Regions from separate parts of the Homo sapiens genome. Here region 2 is linked to region 1. The links are chromatin contacts, found by Hi-C or POLR2A ChIA-PET in ENCODE. All regions are on one chromosome and are shown on one strand. The core of a region is the stretch at or near the end of the contact, and the rest is flanking DNA. Distances in the headings are between cores, read along the strand shown. Region 1 overlaps BTBD9 (BTB domain containing 9). Region 2 overlaps BTBD9 (BTB domain containing 9).

Region 1 (6,936 bases), core at 1,726-4,225:
CTTCCTTCCTGGGATTCCTTGATCTAGGTAGGTGAGCATTTGATGCTTTCTGGCAGAGGAGGAGCTTCAGACTTCTGTCTGGTAAATGCACTTGCATCTACTGCTCTAACGTAAGCCAATCTTGAGTTTTGCCTTCTGTGCTCATAGCATAATTTTCCCTTTTAGAGGGGTTGCCTCTCACAGAGAGCGGCAGGACCCTCCCGCCAGCTCCTCATATTCTAACGCTGTGGCAGCTACAGAAAGGGATGTGTCCCAGGGGCGTCCATGGCGGTTTGAATGACTACGTGGGGAGACAGGGGAAGGGGGTGTTTTAATGCTCGACGTCTCACTCAGTACCCCAGCCCCAACCTTGCTCCCACTCTGCCATACAGCCTCCTTGATTCCCCTAAGGGGATGCAGTAATTGATGATTAGCATTCCAAAGCTTGGCTTACATCCTGCTAGCCCGTCATATTTAATTACATTTTAACTATATTCGTCTTCGATAATAGCACGAACATAATTTAGATAATTATCTCTCTCTCTCTCTCTTATTCTCTGACTCTGTCTCACTTAGAACTTCCTGCAACAAAAATCACTTTCTCGGCTCAAACACATAAACAGACTCTGGGGCCAAGTGCTTTTCTCTCTCCTGCAGCAGCAGCTGTGCTAGAAACGCAATGATTTTGAGTATCATGCAGAAAAAAGCAAATTCGTGTTTCTTCCTGTCTCTGTATTCATGTTTGTACACAAGTGGTGGTGGGAGAGTGCGTGTGTTTGTGTGTGTGTGTGTGTGTGTGTGTGTGTGTGTGTGTGTGTCTGCATCTGGGCAAGAGTTTTTGTGTAGTACAGAAAGAGGAGACGCCTAGTCAATCAAATTAGTCTATGAAGCACCCTCTTGGTCTGGCATTTCTTTCTTACAAGGTTTAATGGTTTCGCTCCCAAATTTAAACTCTGTTGAAACAGTTCTAAATGTCTAGTAAGTCTTTTGAAGAGATGTGTTCTTTCCAATAGGGTTTCTGTCACACTTGGATCTTATAATTAATTACCTTTACCCTTGTCTATTATCCGCCTTCTCCAAGAGACCATCAGGTATGAGAGAGAAACTGGGACTCTTCAGGGAGAGTGTGTCTTGAACACACTGCTACACATTACCAGGCGTCCCAGTCCCTCCTGAACACCAAGTGGGTCACACACATCTGAGTTCCTCGGCCTAACAGCTCCCCTCCCCTTCCCCATTCTGGGCAAAAGGTATCAGAGCCTTTGTTGGTTTTCCTAGAGAAGCTGGCCATTGTAGCTGAGCTCTTTAGGTACAAAGATTTTTATGTTGCAAAGTTCAAGTCTCTGAGAAGATTCTGAACAAATAAGGAATAAGAAATGGGTTCATAAGGCCAGGCACGGTGGCTCACGCCTGTAATCCCAGCACTTTGGGAGGCCGAGGCGGGTGGATCACGAGGTCAGGAGATCGAGACCATCCTGGCTAACACGGTGAAACCCCGTCTCTTCTAAAAATACAAAAAATTAGCCGGGCATGGTGGCGGGCGCCTGCAGTCCCAGCTACTCAGGAGGCTGAGGCAGGAGAATGGCGTGAACCTGGGAGGCAGAGCTTGCAGTGAGCTGAGATAGCACCACTGCACTCCAGCCTGGGCAAAAGAGCGAGACTCCGTCTCACAAAAGAAAAAAAAAAAAAAAATTCACTCTAGGCTATGTGCAGTGGCTCACACCTATAATCCCAGCACTGTGAGAGGCCTAGGTAGATGGATCACTTGAACCCAGGAGTTCAAGACCAGCCTGGCCAACATGGCGAAAGCCCATCTCTACTAAAAAATACAAAAATTAGGGGGGTGTGGTGGTGCATGCCTATAATCCTAGCTACTCAGGAGGCGGAGGCACGAGACTCGCTTGAACCCAGGAGGTGGAGGTTGCAGTGAGCTGAGATTAAGCCACTGCCCTCCAGCCTGGGCAACAGAGCAAGATTCTGCCTTAAAAAAAAAATCACTCTGGCTCAACCTTGTCTGATGTTGAACAGGAATATGGGGCTATATTTGTGTAGTTAACAAACTCTTGCTGTCACTTGCTTGAGGCCAAAATTCCTAGCTGTTCTTGGCAATAAACACTCAGACCAGATTTCAGGAGCTAGGCAGAGTGTCTAGACCAACATTTTGCCACCACTGTGTTGAGTCCACCAATTGACTCTTCTCGTGTGACTGACCCATGGCTGGGTGATGTGGGGAAGGGAAATCAGCAATTTGCTGATTCTGGCAACTGCGTAGTAACCTGTTGACCCACCAGAAAAATTATTATAGAAACCATTTAACGTGGTCCCAGGAGAGGCTGTGGGGTCCTGTCCTTGGTGATGTTAAAGAGGGGCACAGGAGTGGCCCTCCCTTGGTGGCCAGGAGAATGTTAAAGCCTGGAGCTCTTTCTGAGCAGGGGCTCTCCACCCATGGTGCAGGCTCTGGGCTAATCACTCCCATTCCTCAGCGATGGCTGCTGGGTAGAGTGAGGTGGACGCAACACTGGGCAACACTGGTCTGTGCTGAGGGGCCTGCCTGGGGCTGTGGTTTCATGTGTGTGAAATTCCTATACAGAACAAGCTGGGCTACTCTGGGCCAGCCTGCGCTGGGGGACAGGAAGGTTGAGAGGGGGTGACACAGGACTATGGGGCATGACCCTGCACAGGCTTCACAAACTTTGATTTGCTCCCTGTTGCTCAGAAAGTTGTTCCTACTTTTGACCTCTCAGTACCTAGCTTAGAGGCTTGGGAATTTTGCTGAAATTTGCCTGAAAAATAACAAAAACCAGGGTGTAGGTCTCCACTAAATGGCAATGGCAGAGCCAGCCGCTTGGCCACACCCCTTGCCAGCAGGCATCTCTGGAGGCTGGTGAGGGGAGGGAGAAAATTCAGTCTGCTGTTCCCCAGAGGATTTCCTGCCCCCAGAAAACACAATGCTAAACAAAGTTATTGATTTAATGACGTCAGCAGCTCCTTTCAGCCTGTGAGGAGGGCAGGTGAGCTCTGAAAAGCCTGCTACCTCCAAGGAGACGGCCTCCTCCTCCTGGCTCCGTGTGGCTGTCCAATACCACCCCCTTCTCCCCCAGCAGCGCATTCCCTCCCAGAAGCACCCTGGAAATGTGAAGACTAGGCATGGGCAGGAGCCAATTTTCAAATGTTAAGAATTTGGCAATTTCATTTCCTAATGTTTTAAATACCAAAGGGATTTAGAATACAAAGAGGACTAACTGGCCCCTGAATTTCAGGTGTTTTTTTTTTTTTAAGGCTGCTTTTGTGGAAATTAATGTCAAAAGCCCATGCAAAACAAAGCCCAGCCCTGACCTATGATCTCACACACAGCTAAGCAAGCAAGTGGCCTTCCAGAAGGATCACCAGACGGTCTCAGAATCAAACCTGATCAATTTCATACCTAAAAGTTACACTAAACCCCTGTGGGTATTTTAGATCTAATGACAAGCCAAATTCGTTCAGCACCTGACAGTGGGGAGATATTCAGTAAAAACTTTAAAAATAGACTCTCCCTCTCCAGCCATTAAGGGCCTGATATTTGCAGCTGAACAGACAGGAAGTTGGGAGCACTTGGGAGAGCTTAAAAAAATCTCTGGAGTAAAAAAAAAAATGTTTTCCTATGATGAAAACCATTGCCCTTAGCACAGAGCGGCCCAAGATTAGCCTAGAGCTATTTAACACACTGGAATCTCTGAATATGAGTTCTGTAATAAAAAGGTGACAAGTCTTTGAGGCAGGCCCCATAAAGGCCCTTTCCGGGATCTGCATTAACTGTCACATTCAACACAAAGCACTGCATTCAAGACAGTGAATGATCTGCAAGCCAATGTGAGGCAGTATGTGGCATGTAACAATCTTTCTTCTGGGACAGTTTCTGTCAATAAAAAAGTTGAATTAAAAAAAATAAAAAAATCATGGCTGGGCGTGGTGGCTCACGCCTGTAATCCCAGCACTTTGGGAGGCTGAGGCGGGCGGATCATGAGGTGAGGAGATCGAGACCCTCCTGGCTAACATGGTGAAACCCCATCTCTACTAAAAATACAAAAAAAATTAGCCAGGTGTGGTGGCAGGCGCCTGTAGTCCCAGCTACAGGCTGGGACTGAGCTGGAGGCTGAGGCAGGAAAATGGCATGAACCCAGGAGGCGGAGCTTGCAGTGAGCTGAGATTGCGCCACTGCACTCCAGCCTGGGTGACAGAGCGAGACTCCATCTCAAATAAACAAACAAAAATAATAATAATAATAATAATAATTTCTCCCTCTTTTCAAACATTTTCTTGATTTAAAAAAAGTCACCATTAGCACTCTCTGGTGTTGATGACTTTTCGGGTCTGTCTGTGTTGGCCTAGATTTCTCTCAGGCTTATAAAAGGTGCATGTTCTCTCCAAGGCCCCTCACTCCCCACTGGCTGGCTCCAAGTCACTCTCTGGCCCCTCCCTCAGATTCCTGCCATACACTGGCCTAGATGCAGGCAAGGATGGGCTTTCTCTGCAACCCTGCTTTTTCCTGCACATCTCAGCGCCCTCAGCCAGGCTGCCATGTGGCATTATGCCAGTGCCAGAGTGTAGCAAGGACTGACCTAGCCCGCTGGCTCCCTGTGAGTTCACAAAGAAGGTGGACAATGAGACAGGACAGGTGACAAGGGCATATGTTAAGTACATACATTAAGTTAAATAATTTAAATCATTTGACACAAAAACCAGATGCCAAGACAGGCAGGGGGATCAGCTGGGCACTGAGAGAGGCTAAAGGTGTGACAGGGCAGGGAGAGTCTGCAGGTCACTTTAGTTGGCCAGAAGAGCGAAAACAGGGAGGAGGAGGCTGCAAGGGAGGTCGCGTGCTTTTTGTGAGGAATCCTAATTCCCCTCAAACCAGCAACCCCAGAGATTCCCAACCCATATTTTGCCAGCCTGGGCTTCCTGTGTGCCCAAGGTTTGATGCCATGTATTTCATTACACCTGCTTTGAATTTTGTTCATGCCGTCAGGGCTAAGATATCAAGCAATGACTTCTTTACTACTTCATAGTAAACAAGCAGCCATAAGACACAAGAAAATATGGCTTCCTTTCAGACTGTGTTTCAGTCTACCCCTAGCTATTCACCGTACCAGTCCCCTGCCCTGAGGGTTTTGCAGAGCTGAAGGCAGATGCCAAAAAGTCAAAAATTGCATTCAACAAGGTTAAAAGTTATCCTTGGCACACGGAAATCTCTCGCAATAAAATAACATAAGGCACTTGCTGAAGCTACATCAGCTGATTTTTCTGTATTATTTCTTGAGGAGGAAGGTTGCTGGGTGAAGGGGATGGGTGAAAAAACTGACCAGTAACTCTTTCTGATTCTATTGTCAGGCTTTAAAATCAGATGGATCAGCTATTAATCTCAGAAAGCCAGCAGTGAACGTGTGCAATAAATTTGTCATCATTTTATGAATAAGCTCTCGGTCATGAGGGCTTACTGTCTGGCAATTCACCTTTTCCATGATATTTTCTATCACTTGTATTTTGGAGCAGCTTAGAAAGAATATTATTTGTGTTCCTGCAGATCTGAACATAAAAAGCCCTTAGAGTGATGGAGACGAACAGGCAAGCTTCAATGTCGGCCTCCGGGCTCGCTAAGCAAATAGTTTACCCACGCGCGAGTGAACAGCACCAGGGGACAGGAATCACTCTTCCCAGGCCAGGAGAGCACTCATCCCCTCAAGAGCTGCTAATGAAGGCCCTGTTAGCGCTGGATGACGTCGCACATACCCATTGGCTTTCTGTCAAAGATTGTCAAATAGAGCTGTTGGTAATCACAGCTGGCAAGTTATTTAGTCAATATTTTTGAAAAGTTCAACGGAGTGTGTGAAAGCATAAAGTAGATTTTCCTAAAGTTATCAGATGATTTACTCATCTCCCCACTTTGTGATGGCTCAGCTGCCATCAGAATCACACTGGTGTCCTGCTGGGCAGCCCTGGAGGGGTGTGGGGCAGGAGATGTAGAGACAGATGAAATTTCAGCTGTTTTATCATTCAGCTGTTTTTTCCCATCAAGTCAGCAGAACTCTAGATCTGAAACTCCATACTGCGGAGGCTTTAGAGATTAACAATAACAACAAAAAAATCAGACCAATCCCTCCCCACCTGCGCCCCCCACACCACTGCCACTAATCCTTCCATTGTTCCATTCCATCCCTTGCCTAAATACTGCCCCAGGGGGAAGGCCCTCAATATCAATTTTCGGGTTCTGAGGAGGACATCTCTATTTTCACCTTTCACTTCTTGTGAAGAAGCACGGCTCTGTTCTATAATTAGAGATGACAAGTATTCTTTTGGGGCCATTTCTTCTGGATGTAACAAAACATCACAAAGGGGAAACACACTCAATTAAGAATGCAACTCTGACATTGTACAGTTTGTTGACTCAGAGCACGTGATTGGGCCTCTACTCTGAGTGATGGCTGTACCCTTGGGGTATCCATCTTTGTTTTTATGATTTTCATTTTCTTATCTTCAGTTTTATAACCTTCATGAGAAAGAAAAACCATGACTCCCAACTTTGGGTCAAAATGCCCCAATTAGCAGACAGACCTGTGGACCAGCAGACTGGTACAGGATCTGTGGAGCACTCCTCACAGTCCTTGGCTAGGACTATGGTGGCCAAGCAAGTCTATCAAGCCTTCTGCAGAAATGGAAGCATTTGGGAAACACAGGCTCCCTCTTAAGATCTTAGACGTTAGAATTCCCAAGTCTGAGTCCCTGGAGAAGTGGATTTTCTGCATGTATAATGGCAGGTTTATGTCCCATCTCCTAAACTCTATTATTTCCCTGTGGACCACAGTGGTTGGCAGCTGGTAAAAGCATCTGAAGGATTTGTCATGGTAGTGAAATTCTCACTGGTCCTCATAACAGAACCACTATACAATGAACTGTGTTGCAGCTGTCACTAACACCTTC
Region 2 (6,936 bases), core at 2,327-4,826, 50 kb after region 1:
ACTCATACAGTAACTAAGTGATGGAAATGATACAAGGTTCTAACCTGGTACCTTCACCAAAAGCCCATTTCTGTAATCCCACTGCCAAATGTTTCCATTACTCTCAGTTTACATATCTGGTTCACAATTTACAACCTCTAACCTATCACTCTATAAAAGTAGCTTGTATTATTTTCCCTTAATCTTATGATTATAATCAGTGAAAATCCTTTGCACAAGTTCAGTTTAGTATCACATATAAAGCTATTACTGAGGACTAGGATTGCCTGTGTTTTCCGTTTTCCTTCACCGTTACCTTTTTTGTTGTTGGGGAAGGTTGGGAGGACAGCTTCTCTCTCTGTTGCCCAGGCTGGAGTGCAGTGGTGCAATCATAGCTCACTGCAGCCTCAAACTCCTGGGCTAAAGCAATCCTCCTGCCTTAGCCTCCCAAGTAGCTGGGATTACAGGCACACACTACCACACCCAGCTAATTAAAAAACAAACAAACAAAAGATTATTTTGTAGAGATAGGGTCTCACTGTGTTGGCCAGGCGGGGTCAAACTCCTGGCCTCAAGCTACCCTCTCGCCTGGCCTCCTAAAGGGCTCGCCTTCCCTTTCATTCCTTATTTTCTATTGTAATTCTGTTTGCTATCAATTACTAAACCCATGCTACCTAATATTTTTGAACTCATCTTTTAAGTAGAGAAAACTGTTAAATGGGTTTGGAAAGCATTAGTAGATGATACCTACTGATTCTCTTTAATACGCCTGAGTGTTTAATCTCTCCAAGTACCCTGAATGAATCAGAAAGGATTCCACTCTGTTGTTCTTAAGTGGCCCAAAATTCTACTCTTAGATTACACTAATTTTCTTATAAGAACGTGAATCATTTCCTTCATTAGTCATTTCCTCAAATATTATCCTAGTCTGTAAGCACTTTTATGCAGTCAGCCTATGCTAATTTATATTTATTTTGAGTAACTTTTAAAAGTGTATTTTTTGCTCCTATGTTTGTCTGGTTCTTATTTTGATTATAAGAACTTTAGAAAGATGTTTGGTCTTTCTCTTTTTAAAAACTCTGCTTCAAACATGTAGGCTCTGTTCATGGCATATGTTCCATATATGTTCTGGATTGAAATCATTCGTAACTCTGACACAGTAGAGTAAAACTAGGGGAAAACTTCAAATCAATTAATCATTCTCTTCATTTAACAGTTCTGTTACCATAACTGTTGTTGGAAGATAATGTTGAGGTTATTTTCCCCAGTGGGATTTTTAATTATTTATGGAGAGCTAGGTTTATCATATTCCCTATCCTTCTAGATAATCATAAGCTAGTGTTTCTACAGAGGACTGAAATGAAAATGGTCAGTCCGTTTTGGGATAGAACCTAACCACATCTCAAAACATTTCATGGAAAATGACAGCCTTGAAGAGGATATGGGATATGGAGAAGATAAAAAAAAGAAGGATAAATTATGAGTATCATATATGTTCTAGTAGATATTCTTGGAGTGATAACATATTTGAGGAAAATTTTAAGTTGTATATATCATGCTCTGTAAGTAGCTTATTCTATAAAAGTCCTCCAATTTGTTTCAAGGCAAATTATTATCTTAAAATGAAGGTAATCTGAAATTCCAGTAACTTTTAAAACATATACACACAGTGCATATGGTTTGTAACTTGCTACTTTTGCTTAATGGTCTATTATGAATATCTTTTTGTAACATCAAATATTCTTCTACATCATATGTACTGACTTCATAGTATTTCACTGTATGGATGTCTCATACTTTATTTAATCAATCTATTATTATCTGACACTTAAGTAGTTAATATTTCACTGTTATGAAAATTCTTTTTTTTTTCTTTGGAAACAGGGTTTTGCTTTGTTGCCCAGGCTGCAGAATGCAGTGGCACAATCATAGCTCACTGCAGCCTCAATTTCCTGGACTCAAGTGATCCTCCTGCCTCAGCTTCCTGAGTAGCTAGGACTACAGGTGCACACCACCACGCCCAGCTGATATTTTTTTTTTTTTAATTTTGTTGCCTAGGCTAGTCTCCAACTCCTGGCCTTAAGCAATCCCTCCACCTCAGCTTCTCAAAGTGTTGGGATTAAAAGCATGAGCCACTGAGTCCAGCGTATTATGAAAATTTTGTGATAGACATTCTTAAGCTAAATCTATGATTATTGTCTTTGAATGATTCTGTAAGTGAAACTCCTGGAACAGGGCATATAACATCTTGAGGCTTTGATGTATATCATAAAATAGCTGTATACTTCTATTCCCCCCAACCCCAAGCAAAAATCTATACCAATTTATATTAACACTACCAGCACTGCATAACAAATGCCTGTTTCTGTGCATCATCACCAATATTATATATTATGTTTAAAAATACTGCTAATTTGATAGCTGAAATATCTTATTAATCTGCAATTTTTAACTTATTGAGCTTGAACATTTTACCCATTTTCTACTTATATGTATCTTTTTGTTAATGACTTACAAAATGTCCTCTATATTTAAAGGATATTAATCCACTGCCTATCATAGTTTGCATGCTGAAGGTATTAATTTTTATTAGCCTAGTCTATCGATCTTTACCTCACTAATTTATTCTGGCCTAAATTCTTTTTTTCTGAACAGCAGCCAAGTGCTCATACTGGTTGAGACATCCTCTCTCTAGTCCTCTATTAAGAGTCCCCAGGGACTGGAGATGTGGGGTCATGGTGACTCCTGAGTGGAAAAGGGACACTGACGGATCTCAGGTCATCGAGCCTAGGGCTCAGACTCAACCTACATGTTGAAGTTTTAAAGAGGACTTCTAACTCATGCCTAGGATGCACATTTGCTTGGAATTTAGGCTTAGCCAGGAATTAAACCCCTTTGTTGATTTGACTGAAAAAAGCAACTGCAGCTGAAGAATACTAAAGGAAAAACTGATTCAACCTCTGCTTTTCCATTGAGAGGAATTTTGCTCTACCAATTCCCTTCACTTCTTTGGCTGCCTGCAAAGTGTATTCTTATGTCTTTGTGCCTGCAACAACAGAGAGCTATTTCTGACTTGTAAACTAGCTGGGAATGTTTGCATGGTGAGCTCATCCAGGACAGACACTCTCTATGACCTTAACTGAAATGAGCTCCTTAAACATACACAGCACACTTCCACCCATAGATCAGAAGCCATTTTCAAAAGGGGCTGAATAAAGGAAGTTGCTGGCCAAGATTTATTGATGCAGATCAGGTCGGTGTTTAGCTGTTGCCACAAACCTCTCTAACTAATGAGCACAGCATGAAATGCCTGGTGATATTATATATGTTGTCTCCTCCATCTTCCCTTATTCTCATTGTGCAGTTTCCCTAAAAGCAGTGAAGTGCTGGGCTTTTTTTTTTTTTTAATTGATTAGCAGATGTGATTTTGCTTACATCTTCCATAAATGCTCTGGCTGGCTGCATACCATTGATTACCAGGGGTTCAGTTTACAGCAACTAATTGCTCTCCTTGCTGGTATTTTGATACAAAATTCAATAGCGAATATGTTTTCAAAACTCTTTTCTTTGTGGCTTGAGTCAGAAGTGACTCAATGCAAACCCAGTGGACTGAGGTTTCCAGTCTTTAAAATAGTTGCTCTCTCATCAGTCTGTGAAGAAAGTTTCCAAATTGTAGCATTTTAATTGGAAAGTCTACATTATGCATGCGATGACAAACTATGTTGTGCTGAATGGCACTTTTTTCATCCTTTTCTTAAGGGATTAATACTGTGCCAGATTGTGAACAATGGCTGAAGTATAACAGTTGAGGTCAACAGCTTCTCCACTGAATTGGTGCCTTTTAGACCAGAAGCAAGGGCCTGTTTTGCCTGTTTCTAACTGTCCATCATTTGTGGGAAATTCCACTGGAAGGCCTGGGACCATAATGCCACTGTTGCTAAATTTTCTCATTTGGGTGAAAACCAACTAAAGGAAGATCAGCAACCAGGATATTAGTGACAGTGCAATAACTTATGATCAAATCCATTCCTAATCTTTCAGTTAAAGTGAAAGATACTCCTGATCTCAAAAATGTATACAGTATATTCTTTGGTAAAGATCCTTTAAGTTCTTCAGAAATAATTGTCTTCCATTCAACAATTCAAAAAATATTTACTGAATAACTACTCAGTAACATTAGGCAAGTCACTTTACTTATACTTTGGTTTCATCCTTTGTGACATTAAATGTCGAGATTTGATGGCTTCTCAGCACTCTTCCAGTTCTAACATTTAATATTCTGTTATAGCATATGCAGAGGTTTTTTTGGTATGTCTGTACATTACACAGTAACTCCTGTCTTTGACAACTCTTTCCAGCACAACCTCAAGGTGGACATGGGAGATTCCTGAGCTCAGTTTATCCTCTGGACTTGGAAGCTGCCCAATCCATGCTGGGCTAATCAGATTTCCTTTCTCAAAAATTTAGAATTATGTGAGATTCCAGCCTAACGTGCCCTGTTCACTTAAAATGAGATGATGAAAATACAGGCATTCTGGGGTGAGTCTCTTTGATCACAGGCATACAGAAGCAAAGAAAGATACCTGCAGTGAGAAGCAGAGACCACAGGCTGTGCAGTCCAGGGAGGGCTACCTGGGGTCCCGACAGATTCCAATGTCTGGTTTCAAAACCTACTAGGGCCCTCCGAGTTTCTCCTCTAGTATTCCGTGAGAAATCTTCTAATCACTTAAATAAAGTTACCATTTGCGGCTTAACCTATCTTTACTTGGTTTCTGTTACTTGGAACTAAAAGGGCCAAAGATAAGCTCCTGGTGGAGTGCACTGGACAGAAAAGGTACGCAATAAGAGTAGATGTTATGGCAGTGAGGATAGCAATGATACCGTGATGGCTACAGGACCAGAGAGACAACGAGGTAAAGAGCAGGGGTGGTGGGAAACCTCCCTTATGATGGCAATCTTTTCGTTCAATTATGAAAGAGGATTCTATGTAGAAACGGAGAGCGGTAAGACTGTGGTGTACGGTGGCAAGGCAAAACAGGCTTTGGAGTGGGCTCAGTGGCATCAGTGGAGCTGCAGGGAGAGAGCCTTGCAAAGATGGAACAATCAGTGTAGTTTATAACTCTCCTCAGCGGTGGCACTGGGGAAGCAGGGCCAACAGTGACAAGGAGGATACAGGCCAGGGTCAGAGAACGAAGGGCCAGGAAAAGTAATGACCACCTGTAGGCTTCTGAGGAGGTAAGTGGGATCAGAGATGGTAGACTAATGTTCAGAACAGAGAGAGACTGGAGGTCATGATGCAAAGAACAGATGCGGCAGCTGTAAAGGTGAGGGAGAGAGGTAAGGAGTTGTGGTGACAAAGGGAAACTTCAGCACTTTCACCTAATTCGGAAAAGTCCAGTTCCTGCTCCTCTGGATGAGAAGCAGAAAGACAAACAACACATTAGGGTCCCTATTCTAATCTCTGCTACTGAGGGGCAGGAGGGAGCCTGTAACAGCTTCCAGAAGGAATTAATACAGCTTCAGAGAAACAACTCTGCCGGTGAGAAAGAGGGACTTTCCCAAAGATGAGAGGGCTCCTTATCGTCAGCTGTCACAGGGTTCGATGACGTGGCTTCACCCTCAGGTGGGGAGCAAGGTCCAGCTGAGAAGAGCTGCTGGAGGACGCTGAGTCCAAAATGAGATTCTCAGCGGGAGCCTAGAGCCCAGTAACCATGTTTTCTTAAAAGTGTGTGAAGTAGACCAGGCGGCTGCCCTGCAGATTCCAGACATGAGAACCCCTGAGGTGTTGCCACTGCAGAGGCCTGCCTCTGAATGGGCCACGACCTTTCAGGGCAAAGGGAACACCAGTCTCCTAATAGCAGGAGGAGGGAAAAACTGGCTGCTCATCAGATGGAATGGATTCTGGGGAAATGCATTAGTCAAAGGACATCAGAGAGTCTACCTACTGTCTCATAATGTTTAATCTCTCATATCTGGGACGTGGAGGGTGATTTCTCTAAAAGGGGAAGAAACGATGGCACTGATTAACAATATTCTCTTGCAGGTAGCCAGAGAAAAGGCAAGCAGAAGCTCTCGGGTGTGTGGCATATGTAGTTTCTGTGTTTAGTCAACTGAAGTCCAGGATTACAAAAATGTGAGGAGGTGGCAAGTATACATTTTGGCTCCACTGTGTAGGCTGGCTCATTGAGAAAGGGGGATATTTAAGGAGGGATTTTCTTTCTCATGAAATCTTATATTTGATATAGTATAATTATTTATTTATTTATTTAAAGCCCACATACCATGAGAAATATAGTATAATCTAGGTATGTTATCTGAAAGTGGAAAAATATCAATGGAGAATATGCCTGGAGGATATAACTGTGGAAAGCTGGATGGGGCAAAACTTTCCAAAACTTGGAGACAATACAAAACTACCAATCTTTTTTTTTTTTTTTTTTTAAGACAGGGTCTCAATCTGTTGCCCAGGCTGGAGTTCAGTGGCGTAATCTTGGCTTACTGCAACCTCTGCTCACTGCAACCTCCACCTCCCGGGCTCAAGTGATCCTCCCACCTCAGCCTCCCAAGTAGCTGAGACTACAGGCACTCGCCACCAGGCCTGGCTAATTTTTTGTATTTTTTTGTAGAGAAGGTGATTTGCCATGTTGCCCAGATAGGTCTCAAACTCCTGGGCTCAAGCGACCTGCCTGCCTCAGCCTCCCACAGTGCTGGGCTTACAGGCGTGAGCTACCACACCTGGCTAAAACAACCAACTTTTAACAGCTAACTAAGACCATCTTTTCACTTCTTAGAAAGATTAAGTTTTTAACTTCAAGTTTTAGGTGATAACATAAAAGCTAACACCACATTACCAAATACATGGCTGCAGCTGCAATATTCATTAGATACTGAGTGTGGAATGAATGGTGAACAATTAATCATAGTCCCACCTCACATTCACACAGTCCTCACTAGTTT

What was found. Hi-C counts contacts between places; a loop is a spot of excess contacts on that map. ChIA-PET counts read pairs that join two places held with the same protein, here RNA polymerase II (POLR2A). Pooled maps may share reads with other maps.
Region 2: a map of esophagus muscularis mucosa shows a loop between it and region 1 (2.1-fold over the local background). The contact joins two enhancer-like sites. A Hi-C loop is called at or near these places in 3 of 168 maps with a recorded cell type or tissue (PC-3, dorsolateral prefrontal cortex and esophagus muscularis mucosa) and 4 of 50 pooled maps. POLR2A ChIA-PET finds 5 or more read pairs at or near these places in 3 of 52 experiments (PC-9 and activated T-cell).

The regions. Positions count from the first base shown.
Region 1 is chr6:38,209,781-38,216,716 of GRCh38, forward strand. The region is part of intron 9 of BTBD9 (BTB domain containing 9); the gene reads right to left. Among named protein-coding and RNA genes, the nearest start is that of BTBD9-AS1, 270 kb to the right of the region's middle. RefSeq lists an enhancer at 5,622-6,123. Within about 2 kb of position 2,976, at least 7 of the 41 ENCODE cell types and tissues checked have a DNase peak (open chromatin) inside an H3K27ac peak, as active enhancers do.
Region 2 is chr6:38,259,100-38,266,035 of GRCh38, forward strand. All of the region lies in intron 8 of BTBD9 (BTB domain containing 9), which reads right to left. Among named protein-coding and RNA genes, the nearest start is that of BTBD9-AS1, 220 kb to the right of the region's middle. Within about 2 kb of position 3,577, at least 7 of the 41 ENCODE cell types and tissues checked have a DNase peak (open chromatin) inside an H3K27ac peak, as active enhancers do.